Regions from separate parts of the Homo sapiens genome. Here region 2 is linked to region 1. A link is a contact called in ENCODE Hi-C or POLR2A ChIA-PET data. All regions are on one chromosome and are shown on one strand. Each heading gives the region's core, a stretch centred on a gene start or an enhancer-like site at or near the end of the contact. The rest is flanking DNA. Distances are from core to core; before and after follow the strand shown.

Region 1 (3,497 bases), core at 813-3,312:
TGGAGTGGCGTCTGGTCTGTGCACTCCCAGGTCTGAGTGGTAGCCATGCAGAGCTGTTTGTGGGTGCTGAAGACATGCCTGACACCTGCAGCTGGAGTGTGCACATGTGTACTTGGGACCCTGAAAAGCAGGATAGGGGAAGGGAGCTGACTCTCTCTGCACCCCTTTTTGGTTGAATTCTGAGATGTTTGAGAACTCCAAATTAAAATATGTCCTTCCAAGTCATTATAAAGGAATATCTGTCAAGATCAAAGCATAAAACAAATTTTATTTAACCATTTCTTTGCTTGATTTTTAACTTTGAAATATTTAGATATATAGTAAGCAGGCCTCTATATGTACTCTGGCCTGGAGCTCCACAAATGTTAATGAAGGGCCTGCTTCCATGTGTTTTACTGAAAAGCTTAATTAAGTAAAAACAAACAAAAAGCCAATATCTCTCAGATATATGTGTATTTATTTATATAATAGTCTGGAAGGATATACAAAAAAGTTAACAGGGTTAACTTCTACAGGGGTGGGATTTTGGATGATTTTTTTTCTTCTTGCTTATTTGTATTTTCTAATTTTTTGGAGATAAACATGGGACACTTCTGCAATTTATTAAAGGAGGAGGGTGAACATTAATCAGAGCATACCTATCTGAAGAAATCACCCTATGTCCTACTGATAATGATCAGGGGAATCAACTTCATATGTAAAGCACATTCTAGTGCTGTTCGTGTGTGTGTGTGTGTGTGTGTGTGTGTGTGTGTGAGAGAGAGAGAGAGAGAGTGAGAGAAGGAGCTGGAGCTGTTATGGCATAAGCATGTCTTCTGACCAGACAGCTGTAAAAATCCCAAGACAGCTTTTATCAACCCTGGCACCAGATATCCTCTAGGCCAAATTGATTCAGTAAATAGAGTGATGAAGGACAAGACTGAAAGATATTCTGCAGCATTGTTTCTCAAACCCCAGGGTTCTGACCCCCATGGGATTACAGAAACTGGAGCCAAGTTGCTGCATACTCCTATCCAGGGACTCCACCAGCCCCTGGGAACCGATAGACCATCCACAATGCCCCTTTCTCTTGATCATAACAATAACTAATTGTACACAGTTGCTCACATAGTACTTCACATACATCATCTGATAAATTCAGTCTGGTCTGTAGGGTGGGTATTTGCATTTTTATAGCTGAGGAAATTGGGGCTGAGAGGTTCAGGAGCTCAGGTGTGGTCACAGCTAGGAGGCGGTAAAGCTGAGACTTCATCCAGGTCTTCTAATTCTCTGACTTCATCCTAGTCAGCCACTTCCCCATTTCATCAGTTTTTTGTTTTGCTTTTGCCTGTTACTCCCCATCCTCTTTTTCTTTCCTTTTCTTAGCACCAACCTGAGAAATCCTAATGATGGGAACTTGGTTCTTTCTCGTTTACTTCATAAAAATCCATCATGTTTTCTTCTTTATCCCTTCCCTTATCACCACTTGCCACCCAGAAATGGGGAAAAGGTTGCTATAGAATGAAAATGCTAATAAACATTTTGGTATCACAGCCCAGCAGCACTGAATGTCATCAGGCTTCTGAGTGGGGCACAGAAAAGGTTGTCAGTGTTAATAATCAAATGGTTTCGAAGACACTCTTGCTTGCATCATGTTTCTATATCATTTATTTTTAAAGCACTTTATATGCATCTTCTCAACTGGTATTGTATATAACACCCCTGTACAATATGGATCACTAACAGGCTACAGATAATGGAACTGAGGCTCAGACATTAAGAAACTTCTTCGAGTCTCACAGTAATAGAGTCTTCAAGAAGCACATCTGTCTGTGAACAGCGCTGTGCAATAATTTCTGTGTGCCTATAGATACTGATGTGCATCTGAGCCCTCGATCTGGAAAAAGTTAGCAATGCATGGGTTAGATCCTTAACAACATTAACATGATTTACCCCCCCCTCCCCCTTTCTGGCAATAACATCACAAAAGATTAGAAAATGGCTGATACTTACCGTTCAGAAGACCACTTTAATAATATCAGTTTTCTGCCTCGTAGCCCTTGGCAGGACTCTCTTTTCACAGAACACAATGTTGGCACAGGGCCAAGAGATGGCGAAGTTGACTCAGAGGTCACTGCAGTTTATAAGTCAGAATAATAAAAAGGAAGGCAGATTTGACACCACTGGCAAGGGAAAGATTTTGGTGTTGTGCTAAGCAAACGGATTACAGCTAGCTCTGAGTAACATAGGAGGAGTAAAGAGCTATTGAAGGGGAAAAAGTCCACGTAAAAAGGCAAACCACTATAGTGAGAGCTTGCAAATGCTCTCAAAACTGACCATTGTTATTTATCCTAACATCAAAGAACAAAACAGAATCTGCTCAAGCGAACACTTCTATGAACCAAGGTGAAAGAGACAAGTGCTTTATGATAAAGTATCGAGAAAACATACACACACACAAACTGATTTTTGAATTGGCTTTGCTGAAAGCTACATATCTAGAGTAAAAAGCACCTCTTTCTTCACTAAGCTCCTGCAATTTAAAAAAATAAGAATAGAAAAATTCCAAGATAAGCTCGGCTTTTAACCCATTTATGCTTAGTGTTCCATTATCGGAACGCTAAGCGTGTGAGAGTTATTTATATTCTACTGCTCAAGGTCATCACCAAGCTCTGATTGCAAAAATTTTAAAAATTGCAACCTCCGGCATAAATGGGTTAAGTTCACTTGGTGAAAACCAAATACAGCTACAATTATTATTAGGCCTTGGTGTGTGAAGGACTCCAAGAGTTAAAAGCAAACCAGCACCACCTTTAGCCCATAAGGGATTACTCTTTTATTAGTATAGTCTTGGGATTAGTGGAAATGTCTGTCTAATGAATGCAGCTACTATATTTGAGCACATGCCTGAATAAGCTACTTGTTGATTGAAACGTATCTATTTATAAGCACTTCTGCATGTTGTGAAAAATCCATCTGTATTACCACAGCATGGCACCCACCATTTGAATAAAGGCTCTTTGCCATTTCACTATAGGGCCTTTTGAATGAATAGGCAGAAAGGAAGTGTGTTGCATCCACTTAACAGATTTTATTCCTCACTCTTGGCCAGTAAAGTAGAGTTACCTTATCTAAACAGCAATTTAGATTGATGTGGATGTTACAAAAACAGCAATGGAAAAAAAGAAATACTTTTCATCAGACTCACCCAGGGTTTTTAGCTAGTAAACCTACTATAATTTGGACAAACGTTCACAAAGCCTAAACTAACCAGACCTCTGCTTAGGTCATAATCTTTGAACTAAGTCTGGAAAGTAGGTGGATTTACTACACATACTTCTTGTCATTTCTTTTTTACATTTCTGCTTATGAATACCACACTAATGGCATGCCCAAGAGAAACAAGTACAGCATAAGAACAGTCTTGATAACACAGTCAAATAAGTCGATGCTTTCAATGGCTGTGTCCTCATCTGTGCTAAGGCTCCATCCTAGGTGGGTCCAAGCCTTCCACCCCT
Region 2 (3,493 bases), core at 927-3,426, 210 kb before region 1:
TTTATCTAGCAAGCCCTCCACCGGCGATTCTGATTCATGCTCCAGTTTGAGAGCCACTGTTACAGAAGAATGTCAAAAACACCTTGAGCAAGAAAAGCAAGTCTCAGAAGAATACAAACAATATGACATTTGTTTAAAAGTCAAAAACTAAACAGCACAGTATCCAGATATACCTAAAAATGTGGTAACACTATAAAGAAAAGCAGGAAATAACTGATATAAATTATTTTCTGGGAAAAAAGGATAAAGGAATTAACAAGGACCACGTAAGAGCCTCTAAGATAATGACAACAGTGTTTTTATTTCTTCAGCTACGTAGTGGGTACAACAGTTTGGGTTTTTTTATTACTATCCTTTAAAATATGTGTGTTGTAAATTATAATCATTATGAACGATCTCTTTTCTAAAAAGAAAAAATGCTGAACTGAGGTTGAGAATGTCAAGTCGTGAACGTAGAATTATACCCCATGTGAACTCAATTCTAACAAACGGCCTACAAAAAATTGAGTACACAGCAAGTGTTAAATATTTGTAGACTATTAAATGTTTACAGTGATTTGATATGCTTTTGCATTCTTCTCCATTCTTCCGAATTTCTCACAATGCATAAAACAACCCAAAAAGAATTTTTTATCTAGAAAGTATGAAGAAATACAGTAGACTATAAAATAATTTGGTGTCCACCTCACCATCACTCCCATTTCAAGCTTGCTCTCTTTTCCGGATTTAAAATTCAAATCCTGACTACACAGTTTAGCCTATGAAAAGATAATGGTCTTCTATTCTGGTCTCAAAATGTGTTTTTCCTCTCTAATTTTTCAAAACACTTTCATGGAACTCTACGCAGTTTTGCTTACTTCTCATCTCCATATCAAGGTATATAGCCAGTTAGAATTTTTTAAATTAAAAGCAATTTATGTGTCATTTAGAACTAAGTAAAACTACACAAGAAAATCTCTTATAAATCATACAAGGACTGCTTTAAGAAACTCATTTGTTTCTAATTTATTTTCTCCATTAGCAACGTGTTGCTAAAATCACAAGAGAATAGAACATTGCTCATATGAATTAATTCCTATCCATCGGCAACAAGGGGAACCAAGGGTCGGCTACGGCATCCAAAGAAAGGCAATTATGCACAATGAGCAAAGAAGGTGGTTCGAGGTTGCACTGCCAAGAAATGACATATTCCAGTGGAGTTAAACCCCCCTCTTCAAATTTTGGCATTCTGCGGTATAAAAATAAAACTGAAGAACATTGAAAAGCAAAGCTTGCCACCTGCTGCCCACTGGCATAATCGTAAATGTTCAAATTGCATCCTTTTTTTTTTATTTAAACCCTTCTACTAATTGATTGGCATGGATATTTCCATATTGCGTATTTATTCATTTTCACCAGTCTCTGAGAGGAAATGTCAGCCCCTCAAATTTTTAACCAGATGCTATTTCAAACCCTATACATAATCAGCTATAACCAGTGCACCTCTAACCAGAAAGCAAACCCAACTTCCAAATGGTTATATATGTTGTGTACTGTATATAATAAATCCACCAAAATGCAGTTGTGCTCATTATAGTATCCAGACCAGGGAAGAATTCCTTTGAAAATGTGCCAGCTCTGTCCTATGCTTCCAGGCCTGTCATCATTCTAGATGATATGGAATACAAAACCCATTTTCTGATCCTTATAGATTTTAAAATCCAAACATTAATAGCTTAACTCCCTTCAGCTAGTTTATAAATAGTTGATATACATTCACACTACAAAATTTCAAGTAGAAGCCCAGCTAAAACACCTCAAAGATCAGCTTTAAACATTTAAACTTAAATACCTTAATTATATTAATACCGACAAGTGTTTTCATGGGTTCTGAAAATGTTTTCAGTATTCTTTTTCATTTGCACTTATTCTAAAGAAGTCTGAGAAATAAATGCATTTTAGCCTTTTTTTTTTTTTTAGAACAACAATCCTTCAAGTCTCGTCTCTTTCTTCTAACTCTGTAGATTTGCGTATCCATGCCATCATTCCCTCAAAAACAATCCAGAACGCTGCTAAGGAGAAAGTGAAACTTTGAATTAAAGAAGAAAATGCCATCTGAGAGAAAGATGCCCTAACAGCCAGTCACAAACCCAATTAGGACGGTGAATGATGCAAACACGACTCCATCTGCTCTCCTGTCCCCCAGGGAGCCGGGGAGGGGGTTAGGGCTGTGGCCTCTTGAGAGGCTTATATGGCAAACAGTCTCATCACATCACATCGATAACTCCTGAGGCGCTTTGAAATACAACTTTAAAGGCTTCTGCCTGCTGAAACTGTCCATACGCAAAATAGCACCAAAGCTAGTTGAAGTTTTTTCAAGTTTTGTCTGGGAACTACTATAAAGCAGACAATAAAAAATAATTCATTTTCAAGACAGATGGCACCATAATGTTGCACTATTTTCTAGTGTGCATTTTTTCCTAAACACTAGAGGCAGCGTCTCCATACAAAAGAAAGTCCATCCAGCTGCAGCCAGTTAGCTTTCAGATTGCTGTTTCTGTAGAACATCACACACATTAAAAAAAAAAAAAAGTCCCTTTTTTCCCCCACCATAGTCAGCTCAACCCTTTCTTCTAAAACTCTACAGGAGCTATTATTTCATGCATTATTATTGTCAGTGTTTCTGATCTCTTTCCCGCTTGCATCTGATTGTTCACACCTGAGAACACCTAGAAGTGGTTTGTACTTGTAAGGTTAAAGTTTAGTTAGATCTTCCTACATGCTGTCTGCAATTCAGAAGGGTGCCTGGTGCACACAGGTAATGATACAGTAAGTTAATCCTTTAATTAATTAAATCCAGGCCCATTAACACCAGAACTGGGCTTTGACTGAACAGATAAAATATCTGACTTAATATCAACAGAGGGGACAGTATTACATGTTTTGTCCTATGAAAATATAGCTCTCTACTAAAAATGAAAAAAAAAACCACTTACACTAGAAATGATGGAAGAAACATTCCAGTTATCAATTATTCATTGAAACTAAAGACTATTTAGTTTGGCTGCTAGCACACTGCCTGGCACACAGTAAATATTCAACAAATACATGTGAAATTGAAAGTCCCAATCATTTCTTTTGGTTTCTTGTCAAAGACTTCCTAATGGAGCTTGATCAAATCCTTGTTTTTCATGAACATCCTAAATTATTTGAACATAAAGCTGAGCTTGATCAAATCCTTGTTTTTTATGAACATCCTAAATTAATCTGAACATAAAGCTGATATGGATATGTAAGTTTTTTAAAAGAAGTATAGCATTTCCTCACTAGGTATGAAAAGCATTTCTGATTCTGTGAAAGGCAATTACCATTATTTTTATCAAGCAGCATGTTACTACACTACTTCACAAAGCAAATCACAAAAACTTTCCTAGCAACTTTAGACCTTAATAGCTAAATTAAATGAATATAAGTCTGAAACAAAAACTGCTTTATTAATAGTATCAAATACATA

Evidence for each region. A loop is a pair of places that touch in the nucleus more often than their neighbours do. ChIA-PET counts read pairs that join two places held with the same protein, here RNA polymerase II (POLR2A). Pooled maps may share reads with other maps.
Region 2: a pooled map shows a loop between it and region 1 (2.8-fold over the local background). The contact joins the enhancer-like site here to the promoter of LINC00486 in region 1. A Hi-C loop is called at or near these places in 7 of 50 pooled maps. POLR2A ChIA-PET finds 5 or more read pairs at or near these places in 2 of 52 experiments (BJ and PC-9).

The regions. Positions count from the first base shown.
Region 1 is chr2:32,824,006-32,827,502 of GRCh38, reverse strand. LINC00486 (long intergenic non-protein coding RNA 486) reads right to left here and starts at 2,062. Exons shown (of 5, transcript NR_183193.1): 1 at 1,993-2,062.
Region 2 is chr2:33,032,693-33,036,185 of GRCh38, reverse strand. The region is part of intron 3 of LTBP1 (latent transforming growth factor beta binding protein 1); the gene reads right to left. Among named protein-coding and RNA genes, the nearest start is that of LTBP1, 87 kb to the right of the region's middle. Within about 2 kb of position 2,176, at least 5 of the 41 ENCODE cell types and tissues checked have a DNase peak (open chromatin) inside an H3K27ac peak, as active enhancers do.